Regions from separate parts of the Homo sapiens genome. Here region 2 is linked to region 1. A link is a loop called in an ENCODE intact Hi-C map of the cell type or tissue named here. Cell type or tissue: OCI-LY7. All regions are shown on one strand. Region 1 holds the start of LOC100128002 (a long non-coding RNA gene). Region 2 holds the start of LOC100996701.

What was found. Peaks named below come from ENCODE experiments on the same cell type or tissue, not always from the same donor. Only the 100,000 strongest peaks of a DNase experiment are listed, where the experiment ranks them.
Region 2: it touches region 1 in a loop (11-fold over the local background); 40 of 110 quality-filtered maps call a loop at or near these places.

Annotation. Positions count from the first base shown.
Region 1 is chr12:131,288,650-131,296,649 of GRCh38, forward strand. LINC02415 (long intergenic non-protein coding RNA 2415) reads right to left here. Exons shown (of 2, transcript NR_135045.1): 2 at 7,464-8,000. It overlaps LOC100128002 (a long non-coding RNA gene), which reads left to right and starts at 6,742. Exons shown (of 1, transcript XR_158870.6): 1 at 6,742-8,000. It also overlaps the pseudogene RPS6P20. In OCI-LY7, no CTCF peak of the experiment used is centred here; no DNase peak of the experiment used is centred here.
Region 2 is chr12:131,662,408-131,670,407 of GRCh38, forward strand. LOC100996701 reads right to left here and starts at 2,141. Exons shown (of 1, transcript XM_011539090.2): 1 at 1,367-2,141. The coding sequence starts at 2,011. The coding sequence ends at 1,367. It also overlaps the pseudogene RPS6P21. In OCI-LY7, no CTCF peak of the experiment used is centred here; a DNase peak (open chromatin) is centred at 4,804.

The sequences.
Region 1 (8,000 bases):
GCAGCGTCAAATGGTCAGGGGCCCAGGGTGCCTGCGGAGGTCAGCCTCTGCCCAGTTCTCTGCAGGGAAACCTGTGGGGCCGTCCTGGGCCCCACGGAGCTCACAGTCGCCCTGGGGAGAGGGAGGAGGGGCCCAGGAGGTCTTCTCATCTGGGACAGTCCTGGAAGAGGCCCTTTAGGGACTCGCATGGTAAGTTTAGTCCAGAAATGGGGCACCCAGCAGCCAGGCTGAGCCAGGACCTGAGAAAAGAGACAGCTGTCCCCAGAAGTCCTGCCCTGCGGCTGCTCCATCCACCAGCCAAGTGGAGCATCCTGGACCCACTCACAAGGAGCTCTGCTCTTCATGACTTTAATGCAACCTGTCACCGTCATGGTGGGTGATCACTAATAGAGCATAGCAAGGCAGGGAGACTTCAGGGCAGGGAGTTTCTGCAGAAGACATTGGAACCAGGAATGTACACAGATACCGGGAATGTGAATTGTAGCTTCAAAGGGAAGGCACAGGCAGCCCAGCAACAGCAGCAGCCGATGGGAGCTCGCGGGGAGCCCACCTCTCCTCCAAGTGGTGAGAGACCCCAGAGGAGAGGCCTAGGGTCTCTGTCCCCCTGGAACAGAGAGAAAGATGCCTGCGTGGACGGGTCCCCAGAGGTGTGGACAGCAGGGTCCCCACGCTGACCACGGCAGGACAAGCTAGGGTTCAAGCTCCTCAAGGAAAGCTTTAAGCTCATCCTCAGGTTCTGAGCAGGTGCAAGCCAGTCCCAGGGACGCTTTGCTCCGTTCCCTGCTCTCCAGGGGAGGCGGGTGGGGAAGGGAGGAAGACAGAGGCCTCTCCCTCCTCCCTGCACAGCCTCAGACCTTCCTGCCAGAAGCAGCGCTGGACTGGCGTCCAATAACGGTGATGATAAAGCTAATAATTATTAGCATTATGAATTAATAGACAGGGAGGCAGTGAAGTGCAGGTGCTGGGGGGCTACAGCACAAAGTCCAGGAGAGTCCATCCCGGCCCCACCCCTGAGCCCGGGTGACCTTGGGCCAATCCCCCAAGGTCACCCCTTCTGTTGGCTTCCATCACCTCGAAATTGCACCTCCCAGGAGAGCACAAAATGAGAAAAAGCGCTTAAAACCCTGAGCACGGATGGCTCCTGCCTCAGGGCTGTGAGCTGCTGCCACCATTAGTCCTGAGAAAGCCAGTGGGGCAGGGGCTTCACCCAGCCTGGGATGCTTCATGTGGCCCATATGGTGTCCTGGGAAATTCTGAGTCTGTTGCCAATAGTTCAAAGTTGGGATGTTCCAGGTAAAACCTGGATTTCCACCTCATCCTGGAGAACCAGAAGTCCCGGCAGCCCTGGGCGCACCCGGCCACAGTTGGCTGCCAGAGTCAAGGCTGGGGGCTGCTCCCCAGTGACCCAGCTCCCACCAGCTGGACTGGCAGCCACATCCACCCAGCCCCATTGGTGCTGTGACCCTGATGTGACCTGGGCCTCTGCCGCCGAGGCCCTGAGCCCCCCTCCCCCAGCGAGAGGCCTACGGCCTCTGGAATAAGCTCAGTGGGGAGCGGCCTGCTGTGGGGACGCCTCTCACCACAGGTTCCCCCTGAGTTTTAAACAAAATGCACATGTGCACACACGCACACACTGAAACACACATCTGCACACACCTGCACACAGGTACACACCCACACGGATGTACACCACACACATGCCATGCACACACATAGACACACATGTGCACTCACACACATCCCACAGACATGTGTGCACACTTATGCACACATGCTTAAGTACACACCTGCACAGAACACATGTACACGCATATACATACTCATATCCACACACCCCATGTACCCGTGTGCACATGCATGCTCAAATACTCATAACACACATGTACACACATATGCACACATGCACACTCACATCCATACATCCCATATACCTCTGTGTACACACATTCTCAAATACACACTGGCACATGACACATGTACACACATATACACACAACCAAAAACACATCCATGCACACACATACACACATATGCACATGAAAACACGTCTGCACATTCATGCATACTAGATGCACACATCCACACACCCACGTGGATACACAGATACACGTGCACACTAACATCCACTCAGCTCCACACACCTGCACGTGCACACCTGCACACACACCTGCACACACACCTGCACACACACCTGCACACACACGCCCACATCACATCTATATGAACACCTGTACACACACATGCCGCATGCACACCTGCACACCCAGCCTGTCTCCCAGCCTTAGGACAATGACATTCTCCCTTCAGGGTTCCCAAATCCATGACTACACTCACTCAACCCCTCTGCAGGGCCGTGCAGACCCCGTATCTGCTGCCCGAAAGGGAGGCAGTGGGGGATGATGAGAAGCTCCCCTGACACCAGGGATCCAGTGTCTCTCAGGCCCAATTGATCTATGCTGTTGCTCAAGTCTTCTCTCACCCTGTTGTTCTTCTGTCTGGCTGATCTATCCATTATTGGAAATGGGGTATTGAAACCTCCTGCTGCATTTCTGTGCTTCTCCCTTCAGTTCTGTCAGTTTGTTTTACATATTAGTGTGCTTTGTTAATAGGTCCATATGTGTTTATAACTGCTATATCTTCCCAGTAAATTTACCTTTTCGTCATTGTGTAAAGTCCTTTTTGTCTCTTGTGACAGTTTTTGACTTGATGTCTATTTTGTCTGACATGAATGTGGCCATCTCTGCTCTGTTTTGTTTACCATTTGCATGGAGTATCTTTGTTCATTCTCTCATTTTGAACCTGTGTATGTCCTTATATCTAAAGTCATATGGAGGTAGAGAGTGGAAAGATGGATAACAGAGACTGGGAAGGGTGAGTGGGGATGGGGGAGGATGAAGAAAAGTTGGTGGAAGGGTACAAAAAACAGTAAGATAGAAAAATAAATTCAATGTTTGATAGCAGAATAGGGTGAACATAGTTAACAAAAGTATATTGTACTTGGGTGATGGACACCCTATACCCTGACTTGATCACTATGCATTATATATGTGTAACAACATTTCACATGTGCCCCATGAATTTGTACAAATAAAATAATATAAAGTGTCTTGTAGATAGCATATAGCTGCATCTTATTATGCATTCAGCCACTCTATGTCTTTTGACTGGGGAGTTTCACCCATTTATATTTAAATTAATGACTGATGGGGAGGGACTTACTATTGCTATTTTATTGTTTTCTCTTTGTCTTATAATTATTTGTTCCTCTTTTCCTCTCTTGCTGCCTTTCTTTGTGTTTCTTTGTTGTTGTTTTTTTGTACTGAGCTGCTTTGATTTCTTTCTCATTTTCTTTGGTGTATCTTCTATAGGTATTTTCTTTTGGAAGGGTCTGATCTTATTTGTTACTCAAAAAATCTTGTTTTTGTCTGGATGCAGACTTAGAAGTAGGAGCTCACCGCTGGAGAGTCTGCATTTCCTGGCAGTCTGTTCCTGATGTTTTTTTTTTTTTTTTGGCCTCTTTCATTCTCGTGGCCAGTGTGTAGCATATTCTGCAGCCTCTGCCTTATTTTTTGTAGTACACTGTTTTCTTCAGAGCAAGATGCCAGCATTTGTGCTGCAGGGCACATGGAGTAACAAGACACTGACCGGGCGTGGTGGCTCACGCCTGTAATGCCAGCACTTTGGGAGGCCAAGGCAGGGGGATCACAAGGTCAGGAGTTTGAGACCAGCCTGACCAACATGGTAAAACCCCATCTCTACTAAATATACAAAAATTAGCCAGGTGGTGGCGGGCGCCTATAGTCCCAGCTACTCAGGAGGCTGAGGCAGGAGAATCACTTGAACCCAGGAGGCAGAGGTTGCAGTGAGCCGAGATCGCACCACTGCACTCCAGCCTGGGCGACAGAGTGAGACTCTGTATAGAAAAAAAAAATGAAAACAAGACACTGAGTCGTAGGTGCTTTGGTCCTCGGTTTCTTACATTCTTCGTTTAAGGGTTTTCAACATTTAACATTTGAAACATTTCAACATTTCAACATTTAGACGTCTTCTTCTTCGTCTAAAGAAGACGTCGTCTTCTTTAGAGACATTGAAAAGTCTACGGATTCTGCTAGCTCTTCTGGGCCCCAGGCAGCGAGGCACCATAGTATCAGTCAGTCCAGGAATGTCCTTCTCTCCTATTTTTTTTTTTTAACAATAACCAAGTTGAGAATGCTGAGATTGGCATCCACAATGCAACGGCGAACAGGTTTTCACTGTCTTTCTCCAGTTCTCCTTGGTCTATGGCAGGAATGCCGCTTACTCGGTAGCAGGTGGACATGGCCGTGGGTCGGGTCACCCTGCTTCATGGGAAGGCTTGTTTGTCGTTCCCACCACTGATCCAGACCACAGAACCCTTCCATGCTTCACGAGAGCATCAGCAGCAACTTCTGTGGCCACAGGCATCTCATACAAACTACGAAGTTTGTGTTCATCGTCCACTGCAATGAGCTTCTGGCAGCCAGCGGCTGGGAAGATGTTCAGCTTCATCTTGAAGCGGCTCTTCTGTTGGTATTTTCTTTGTGGTTACTATGGGGACTGCATAAAACATCTCATAACAATCGACCTTAAGCTGATAACAACTCCAACTGCATGCAAAACCTCTATCCTTTCTACAACCCCCTGCTTTATGTCCTCAGTGTCACAGATTACACCTTCTTACACTTGGTATCAATTCGCAGAGCTTTGTAGCTGCCTCAGAAAGGCTTCTGGGCCTTGCTGTTGTGAGTTGGTGTTTCTGTCGGGAGGCAGTTCTGGGCTTCCTGTTCCGCCTTTGTGCTCTCCTCTCTGGAGGTCTAAACACTCAGCCAGGATCATGTGACAACCCCGGACTCTCTGTGCTTCCATCCTGCACTGGAGCAACCTCCTGAGAAAGTGCCCAGAAAGAGTGACCTGGCGGGTCTGAGACGATGGCCCTGGGAAAGGCCTGCTGGTGAGGGTGCCCTTGGCTGGTGTCTTGGAATCTGGCTGCAGCAGTTCCCTGCGCAGACACACAACCTCCCTCAATAGCGAGGAGCTCCTGTGTCTAAACTCCTGTGGAAACCACGTGGTATCCTGAGCCCGTTTCCTTCTGGGGGCCTGGAATGTCTGTGCGCGCCAAGCAGAGGTGCCCCCGTGACCAGCCCCCTAGTCGCTGGGCGCTGAGTCTCTGTGGGCTTCCCTGGTGGGCGACGTCTCACTGTGCCGTCACGTCACGTTGCTGAAGGAACTAAGCACAGCCATTGTGGCTCCACAGGGAGAGGACAGGGATGCTTGTGCCTGGTGCCTTGGACTTGGCCGCCCAGCCCCTGGCTGTGCTCACCCCTCCCCAGCCCCTGCAGCCCTGGATGGCAGTGGCTTCCTGCTGATGCCTAACTCGGGGTCACTGCCCCACCATTTCTTCTGCAGCTCCTCCAGCCCCTCTGTGGCGAGTTCCATGATTAAGTGGCCCCCATGGCACTCCCTGGGTGGCTCTGGCTTCCTGGCTGCCCTGGCCCACTCATAGGACCCTTTTCTACCAAGCATGGCCTCCTGGGAGCCTCACACCCCAGGACACAGAAGGGACTGGGGCCCAGCAGGTGGGTTGCTGACCCCGGAGACAGAGTGTCCACTTTGCTCATGGCCAGAAGTCATTTCATTATCTCTAAGAAGCAGACAGTCTGCTCCTCCTGTGTCTATAATTTTATTTACCTTCACAGACACACAGAATGTCAATGTGACTTCCTACCTCCAACTCAGCAAGGAGGACACGGATGCTTAGATGGGAAACGGCTGCTGCAAACGCAGCCTGAGTGTGAGGTCAGGGGCTGTGCAGACAGACAGGCAGACAGACAGATGGAGAGATGGACAACAGATGGATAGATGGACAGGCAGACACACAGATGGATGGACGGACAGACACACAGACAGGCAGATAGGCGTACAGATGACAGACAGACACACATGGACAGGCAGACAGACAGACAGATAGATGGAGAGATGGACAACAGACGGATAGATGGACAGGCAGACACACAGATGGACGGACAGATACACAGACAGGCAGATAGGTGGACAGATGAGAGACAGACACACATGGACAGGCAGACAGACAGACAGATAGATGGAGAGACAGCAGAGACACACAAGCAGACACACAGTCAGGCAGACCTGGTTGGATTCCCGCCAGTCGCCCTAAGTAGTTCAGTTGACTGTTCAGAGCTTTTGTTGCTCACCTGCGAAGAGGGGCGGGGCTCCGTCTCCTGATCTTCGGACCACCCTCCATCCCCACCTACCCGTGGGGAAGCCCCCTCCCTACTCTCAGTGGACCTGGGGGTGCACACAGCACTGCTCCCTGATGCCAGGCTCTTAGGGCAGTCGCGTGGCCCAGGCCTGGGGAGTCCCTGGACTCCGTCTCCTGGTCACAGGGACGGGCCCAGGATCAGCGGGGTGTGTGGGGTGGGATTCTAGACCAGCGGGGATGTTCCAGGCTGGTGGGACCCTGTGGATGCAGATGCAGCTCCCCATTTCTTGCCTTCCAGGGTGTTGTGGTTCTGAAAGAGAAACCCCAGTGCAGTAGGTGAATGCGTCCCCAGAAATCCCCCTGGGGGTCCCCAGTCACAGTGGACAGTGAAGCCATGACTCAAGCAGGCCCCCCAACCCCGAGTCCCACTGTCCCCTAGTCAGAGCCCATGGGGACCCGGCCTGGGTCACTGCACAGGAAACGATGCTGGACTCACTGCGGAACCCACAGGCCCAGTGATCTGGTCTGACCCAGGAGGACTTGAGCGGCCCAGTCCCCAGGGGCTTCCTGTGTGACATCACAAGCAGACTGAGGCCCGTCAGAGCCGCCCCAGGCAGTTATGTGAGGTGCTCTCAACTTACAACCTTTAAAACAAGGAAGACCCACCCTGTTCCCAGGAGCTTTCCAGATCCACCAAGGGCAGGTGGGAAGAGACCTTGAAGTATCAGGGTTCGAGCCCCGAGAGGAGATCCAAGGGGACCCCCTCCTCCATCTGACTGAGGAACGGACTCCCCACTTCCACCAACCCAACTCGTCATGGCTGCTCGGAAATCTCATATTCAACTCAAAAAAGGAGGCGAAACTCCTCTCAACGCCTGCATTTTAAGCAGCGGCTCCTCGGCTCTTGTGCGCTGTTCAGGCGCTCGCAGATCGTCCCTGCTCTTCCCTCCACCCTGCAGTGAGCTCCTGGCAGCTGGGCCGGACGCAGCTTCCCATGAGCAGAGGATCGACCTGGGAGCCTGGTGGGTGATCTCCGCCCAGACCAAGCATGAGAACCCCAAGTCCAGTGGGACAGGCCACAGACCAGCGACTGCTGCCCATGCCTGTCCTGGGGACTCCAGACAGTGCCGAGGGAAAGGAGAAATCATTCATTCAGCCATTCATTCGTTGACCCAGGCAATTATTCATTCATTCATTCAACAGATATTGACTGAGTCCTCCCTTTGAGGCAGGCACTGTTTTATGCACTGAAATACAACTATTTATACAACAGACACTCTTCCCTCCCCCCATGGAGGTTCTGTTCAAGCGGGGAGACAGTCATTTGTTAAATGAAACATAAAATCTCAGTGACAATTAGAGCTCTGGGGGAGAATGAAGGAGCAGGAAGAGGCAGACGAGGAGGAGCCGGGGCTGCCAGGTGCAGTAGCCCAGGTTGCGCACTGCTCAACTTTGCTGTAGGATTCACATCACAGTCATCAGAGTCACACTGGGCAGTTTTCCAGTAGATGGCCGCACTGTGTCTCAGGAAGGGCCCATTGCCGCTTTGTCCAAGGCCATCTCATGGGCTCAAAGCCATGGGAGGGGAGGGGTCCTGCCAGGATGACACAGAGTCTGGGGCCCTCATTTTCCTCCCATCAGATGATGCCCAGCCTGGGAAGGCACTGAGACCGCAGCGGAGTGGGCCAGGGGGCAGTGAGAGGAGGGGACGTGGGTGGGGCAGGGCTGGGGCACTGGAGGAGCAGGTCAGGCAGGGCCCGTC
Region 2 (8,000 bases), 370 kb after region 1:
AAACGCTTCTTGAAGGAAGGAAGGAACGAACCCACGAGTATTGCAGGAGGATTAAATGAAAGATCAATTCATCCCACCTCACGGTAATAGGCACCCTGTTTCCTCCCAGCCCCGAGATTGGAGAGTTTGTTTTCATCCTCCTGTTGTCTGAACACAGCACAGAGCAATCCTGAGACACAAAGCAACGTGCCTTTCAAAATTTTTAATAAACATGGAATCTTGCTATGCTGGCCAGGCTGGTCTTGAACTGCTAGCCTCAAGCGATCCTCCCTCCTTGGCCTCTCAAAATGTTGGGATTATAGGCGTGAACCACTGTAACCAGCCTCAAGACAGGCTTTCTAAGACACAAGATTCCGCGTGTCAACTGTATCCACGGAAACCATTCCTTAGTTTATTGTCACCGCCATTCCTAACTCTGATGTGAAAATCCCTGCGTTCATCAACATAACCCAGTTAGGGTCGCACTCATCACGGGGCCCCCATTGCCTCTGGCGCACCCCACGACTGACATCTGCGGGGCCTTCGCGCTAGGCTTCGAGTTTCAGCTTCCGCACCAGGCCTGCCTTTCTGCAGGGGCCAGGGTGGGGGTCGTGTGCTGATTGGGCCCTCTGAACCGCCACCGCTGCAGAGGGGCTGTTCCTTCCGTCACATCCCTTGTGCCCGAATCCACCCTGTGTCTTCTCTTTTCTCAGCAGGACATTTTAAAAGCCCAGACCCCCTCCTTACAGAGCAAATGTCCAGGCTTCGGAGGTCACTGTCACATCCCAAGAACCCCCTTCACCAGGTGCCACTCTTGAGACTGGACTGAAGCCCCCTGGAGAGGTGAGCTTGGTGGGCTCTGTAGGTTTAGGGAACTTTGAGGTTCACTGCCCTTAGGAGGGAAGCCCTCTCCGGTTCTCCGCAGTCCCCACCGTTCCCTATCGTCACCCCTGGGCACCTGCACTCCCACGGTTCTGCCTGGGCCTTGGGGGCATTTGAGCCCTGGGCCCATCCTGAGTTGGTTTGGAGGCTGGGCTGTGTGGAGCTGTGGAAGGCCCTGGGCATGCGGCCAGCTCACTGCTGGGAGCCTGGTTTTCTCACTGTCCAGCTGTGTGGCTCGGGGGCCCCCGTCTCTATGTCTCAGTGATGACAACACTGGCCGTGTGGGTCCTGGTGGGCCTTGAGTGGGTTCCTCTGCTCAGACATGAGGTGCTTAGACCTCGCCCTAGCTCTGCCCTGTGACCTTGGCAGGTCACCCGGGGTCACTTTCCCATCGGAGTGGGGGTGGGGACTGGAACCAGCCACTCCCAGGTCCCTCCTCTGAGGTTGCTCTTGGCACTGGTCCTGGGGACAGGGCTGCAGGGGACTCTGGCCTCTCTCTCCCCTCTCAGTTCCACTTGCCTTTGTCCTGCTGCCTGAGATGAGGGCATGGACAGCCGGGTACAAGACGGGACAGGCAACCTCGCAGTGGTGGTAACCCTGTGCATGAACCCTGGGCCTGGCACGTGGACCTCCTGTGACCGTCCCCACAGGCCCGTGAGGCTGAGCTTGGCACTGCCCAAGACCACACAGTCCATGCGCAGTGGAGCTGGGGTCCAGGCTGCCCACCAGGGCAGTGACTGCAATGGTGGCAGCAGGGGACAGTCACCATGGTGAGCTCAAGCCAGGCGCTGCACTGACCTTGAGGGAGGGCTCCATGCTTCCCCTTCCCACAGCTGCAGTGAGGGCTAGGAGAGCAGGGTCGGCTGCAGGCTTGAGTCCTGGGGTGCCTCTGGGCTGACGGGCCCTGCCTGACCTGCTCCTCCAGTGCCCCAGCCCTGCCCCACCCACGTCCCCTCCTCTCACTGCCCCCTGGCCCACTCCGCTGCGGTCTCAGTGCCTTCCCAGGCTGGGCATCATCTGATGGGAGGAAAATGAGGGCCCCAGACTCTGTGTCATCCTGGCAGGACCCCTCCCCTCCCATGGCTTTGAGCCCATGAGATGGCCTTGGACAAAGCGGCAATGGGCCCTTCCTGAGACACAGTGCGGCCATCTACTGGGAAACTGCCCAGTGTGACTCTGATGACTGTGATGTGAATCCCACAGCAAAGTTGAGCAGTGCGCAACCTGGGCTACTGCACCTGGCAGCCCTGGCTCCTCCTCCTCTGCCTCTTCCTGCTCCTTCATTCTCCCCCAGAGCTCTAATTGTCACTGAGATTTTATGTTTCGTTTAACAAATGACTGTCTCCCCGCTTGAACAGAACCTCCATGGGGGGAGGGAAGAGTGTCTGTTGTATAAATAGTTGTATTTCAGTGCATAAAACAGTGCCTGCCTCAAAGGGAGGACTCAGTCAATATCTGTTGAATGAATGAATGATTGCCTGGGTCAACGAATGAATGGCTGAATGAATGATTTCTCCTTTCCCTCGGCACTGTCTGGAGTCCCCAGGACAGGCATGGGCAGCAGTCGCTGGTCTGTGGCCTGTCCCACTGGACTTGGGGTTCTCATGCTTGGTCTGGGCGGAGATCACCCACCAGGCTCCCAGGTCGATCCTCTGCTCATGGGAAGCTGCGTCCGGCCCAGCTGCCAGGAGCTCACTGCAGGGTGGAGGGAAGAGCAGGGACGATCTGCGAGCGCCTGAACACCACACAAGAGCCGAGGAGCCGCTGCTTAAAATGCAGGCGTTGAGAGGAGTTTCGCCTCCTTTTTTGACTTGAATATGAGATTTCCGAGCAGCCATGACGAGTTGGGTTGGTGGAAGTGGGGAGTCCGTTCCTCAGTCAGATGGAGGGGGTCCCCTTGGATCTCCTCTCGGGGCTTGAACCCTGATACTTCAAGGTCTCTTCCCACCTGCCCTTGGTGGATCTGGAAAGCTCCTGGGAACAGGGTGGGTCTTCCTTGTTTTAAAGGTTGTAAGTTGAGAGCACCTCACATAACTGCCTGGGGCGGCTCTGACGGGCCTCAGTCTGCTTGTGATGTCACACAGGAAGCCCCTGGGGACTGGGCCGCTCAAGTCCTCCTGGGTCAGACCAGATCACTGGGCCTGTGGGTTCCGCAGTGAGTCCAGCATCGTTTCCTGTGCAGTGACCCAGGCCGGGTCCCCGTGGGCTCTGACTAGGGGACAGTGGGACTCGGGGTTGGGGGGCCTGCTTGAGTCATGGCTTCACTGTCCACTGTGACTGGGGACCCCCAGGGGGATTTCTGGGGACGCATTCACCTACTGCACTGGGGTTTCTCTTTCAGAACCACAACACCCTGGAAGGCAAGAAATAGGGAGCTGCATCCGCATCCACAGGGTCCCACCAGCCCGGAACATCCCCGCTGGCCTGGAATCCCACCCCACACACCCCGCTGATCCTGGGCCCGTCCCTGTGACCAGGAGACGGAGTCCAGGGACTCCCCAGGCCTGGGCCACGCGACTGCCCTAAGAGCCTGGCATCAGGGAGCGGTGCTGTGTGTACCCCCAGGTCCACTGAGAGTAGGGAGGGGGCTTCCCCACGGGTAGGTGGGGATGGAGGGTGGTCCGAAGATCAGGAGACGGAGCCCCGCCCCGCTTCGCAGGTGAGCAACAAAAGCTCTGAACGGTCAACTGAACTACTTAGGGCGACTGGCGGGAATCCAACCAGGTCTGCCTGACTGTGTCTGCCTGTGTGTCTCTGCTGTCTCTCCATCTATCTGTCTGTCTGTCTGCCTGTCCATGTGTGTCTGTCTGTCATCTGTCTGCCTATCTGCCTGTCTGTGTGTCTGTCTGTCCATCTGTGTGTCTGCCTGTCCATCTATCCATCTGTTGTCCATCTCTCCATCTGTCTGTCTGCCTGTCTGTCTGCACAGCCCCTGACCTCACACTCAGGCTGCGTTTGCAGCAGCCGTTTCCCATCTAAGCATCCGTGTCCTCCTTGCTGAGTTGGAGGTAGGAAGTCACATTGAAATTCTGTGTGTGTGTGAAGGTAAATGAAATTATAGACACAGGAGGAGCAGACCGTCTGCTTCTTAGAGATAATGAAATGACTTCTGGCCATGAGCAAAGTGGACACTCTGTCTCCAGGGTCAGCAACCCACCTGCTGGGCCCCAGTCCCTTCTGTGTCCTGGGGTGTGAGGCTCCCAGGAGGCCATGCTTGGTAGAAAAGGGTCCTATGAGTGGGCCAGGGCAGCCAGGAAGCCAGAGCCACCCAGGGAGTGCCATGGGGGCCACTTAATCATGGAACTCGCCACAGAGGGGCTGGAGGAGCTGCAGAAGAAATGGTGGGGCGGTGACCCTGAGTTAGGCATCAGCAGGAAGCCACTGCCATCCGGGGCTGCAGGGGCCGGGAAGGGTGAGCACAGCCAGGGCCTGGGTGGCCAAGTCCAGGGCACCAGGCACAAGCATCCCTGTCCTCTCCCTGTGGAGCCACAATGGCTGTGCTTAGTTCCTCCAGCAAAGTGACGTGACGGCACAGTGAGACGTCGCCCACCAGGGAAGCCCACGGAGACTCAGCGCCCAGCGACTAGGGGGCTGGTCACGGGGGCACCTCTGCTTGGCGCGCACAGACATTCCAGGACCCCAGAAGGAAACGGGCTCAGGATACCACGTGGTTTCCACAGGAGTTTAGACACAGGAGCTCCTCGCTATTGAGGGAGGTTGTGTGTCTCCACAGGGAACTGCTGCAGCCAGATTCCAAGACACCAGCCAAGGGCACCCTCACCAGCAGGCCTTTCCCAGGACCACCGTCTCAGGCCCGCCAGGTCACTCTTTCTGGGCACTTTCTCAGGAGGTTGCTCCAGGGCAGGATGGAAGCACAGAGAGTCCGGGGTTGTCACATTATGCTGGCTGAGTGTTTAGACCTCTAGAGAGGAGAGCACAAAAGCGGAACAGGAAGCCCAGAACTCCCTCCCGGCAGAAACACCAACTCACAACAGCAAGGCCCAGAAGCCTTTCTGAGGCAGCTACAAAGTTCTGCGAATTGATACCAAGTGTAAGAAGGTGTAATCTGTGACACTGAGGACATAAAGCGGGGGGTTGTAGAAAGGATAGAGGTTTTGCATGCAGTTGGAGTTGTTACCAGCTTAAGGTCGATTGTTATGAGATGTTTTATGCAGTCCCCATAGTAACCACAAAGAAAATACCAACAGAAGAGCTGCTTCAAGATGAAGCTGAACATCTTCCCAGCCGCTAGCTGCCAAAAGCTCATTGAAGTGGACGATGAACGCAAACTTCGTAGTTTGTATGAGATGCCTGTGGCCACAGAAGTTGCTGCTGATGCTCTCGTGAAGCATGGAAGGGTTCTGTGGTCTGGATCAGTGGTGGGAAAGACAAACAAGCCTTCCCATGAAGCAGGGTGACCCGACCCATGGCCATGTCCACCTGCTACCGAGTAAGCGGCATTCCTGCCATAGACCAAGGAGAACTGGAGAAAGACAGTGAAAACCTGTTCGCCGTTGCATATTGTGGATGCCAATCTCAGCGTCCTCAACTTGGTTATTGTTAAAAAAAAAAAAAAAAAAAGTAGGAGAGAAGGATATTCCTGGACTGACTGATACTATGGCGCCTCGCTGCCTGGGGCCCAGAAGAGCTAGCAGAATCCGCAGACTTTTCTATGTCTCTAAAGAAGATGATGTCTGGAAATATGTTGAAAGCCCTTAAACAAAGAATGTAAGAAACTGAGGACCAAAGCACCCAAGACTCAGTGTCTTGTTACTCCACGTGTCCTGCAACACAAATGCTGGCATCTTGCTCTGAAGAAAACAGTGCACTACGAAAAATAAAGCAGAGGCTGCAGAGTAGGCTACACGCTGGCCATGAGAATGAAAGAGGCCAAAGAAAAACATCAGGAACAGACTGCCAGGAAATGCAGACCCTCCAGCGGTGAGCTTCTACTTCTAAGTCTGCATCCAGACAAAAGTAAGATTTTTTGAGTAGCAAATAAGATCAGACCCTTCCAAAAGAAAATACTTGTAGAAGATGCAGAAAAGAAAATGAGAAAGAAATCAAAGCAGCTCAATACAAAAAACAAAAAACAAAAACAAAGAAACACAAAGAAAGGCAGCAAGAGAGGAAAAGAGGAACAAATAATTATAAGACAAACACAAAACAACAAAATAGCAACAGTAAGTCCGTCCCATCAGTCATTAACTTAAACATAAATGGGTGAAACTCCCCAATCAAAAGACATGGAGTGACTGAATGGATAATAAGATGCAGCTATATGCTATCTACAAGACACTTTATATTTTTTTATTTGTACAAATTCATAGGGCACATGTGAAATGTTGTTATACATATATAATGCATAGTGATCAAGTCAGGGTATAGGGTGTTCACCACCCAAGTACAATATACTTTTGTTAACTATGTTCACCCTACTCTGCTATCAAATATTGAATTTATTTTTTCTATCTTACTGTTTTTTGTACCCTTCAACCAACTTTTCTTCATCCTTCCCCTATCCCCACTCACCCTTCCCAGTCTCTGTTTTCCGTCTTTCCACTCTCTACCTCCATATCACTTTAGATATAAGGACATACACAGGTTCAAAATGAGAGGATGGAAAAAGATACTCCATGCAAATGGTAAACAAAAGAGAGCAGAGGTGGCCACACTCATGTCAGACAAAATAGACAAGTCAAAAACTGTCACAGGAGACAAAAAGGACTTCATACAATGATGAAAAGATAAATTTACTGGGAAGATATAGCAATGATAAACACATATGGACCTATTGACAAAGCACACTAATATGTAAAACAAACTGACGGAACTGAAGGGAGAAACGCACAGAAATGCAGCAGGAGGTCTGAATACCCCATTTCCAATAATGGATAGATCAGCCAGACAGAAAAACAGGGTGAGAGAAGACTTGAGCAACAGCATAGATCAATTGGGCCTGACGGACACACACAGGACACTCTCCAGCAACAGCAGAACACACATTCTTCCTAAGCACACATGGAACATTCTCCAGGAAAGATCATATGTTAGGCCACAAAATAAATCATAATAAATTTAAGAAGACTGAAATGATGCTTAGTATCTTTTCCAACAACGGGATGAAACTAGAAGTTAACAGCAAAAGGAAAATTGGAAAATCCTACAAATATGTGGAAAATAAACCACATTCTTGAATAATCAATGGGTAAAAGAAGAAACACAAAGGAACTAGAAAATACCTTGAGGCAAATGAAAATAAAAACACAACATACCAAAGTTATACATTAGGTAAAAACATACAGTACTAAGCAAAAGCAGTACTAGAGGGATGCTTACCATGGTAAATGCCAACCTTAAAAAGAGAAAAAAAATACCTCGAATCGACAACCTAACTTTACACCTCACAGAACTAGACAAAAAGCAAATTGAATCCAAAGTTAACATAAAAAAGAAATAATAAAGATCAGTGCCAAAATAAAATAGAGAATAGAAAAACAATAGAAAAAAAAGACTAAGCTGTTTTTTGAAAAGATCAATAAAATCAAAAACATTTATTAGACTAAAAAAAGAAAAAATATTCAAATAACAAAAGTCAGGAATAAAAGAGGACATGTTACAACTGATGCTACAGAAATAAAAAGGATCATAAGAAACTAGCATGAACAATTATATGCCAACAAATTGGATAACCTGGAAAAAAAATAGATAAATTTCCAGAAACATCCAACCTACCAAGACAGAACCATGAAGAAATAAAAAATCTGAACCAACCTATAACTTGTAAGGAAATTGAATTAATAATCAAAAACATCCCAAAGAAGAAAAGCCCAGGACCAGATGACTTCATGGAGAATTCTACCAAACATTTAAAGAAGAACCAACAGCAATCCTTCTCAAACTCTTCCAAAAAATTGAAGAGGGAACACCTCCAAACTCATTCTATGAGGCCAGTATTACCCTTATACAAAAATCAAAGATACTACACAAAGAGAAAATTACAACACCAAATCTCTGATGAATATTCATGCAAAAATCCTAAATAAAATGCTAACAAACACAATTTAATAACAAATTAGAAGGATTACACATCAGCCAGGCACGGTGGCTCACACCTGTAATGCCAGCACTTTGGGAGG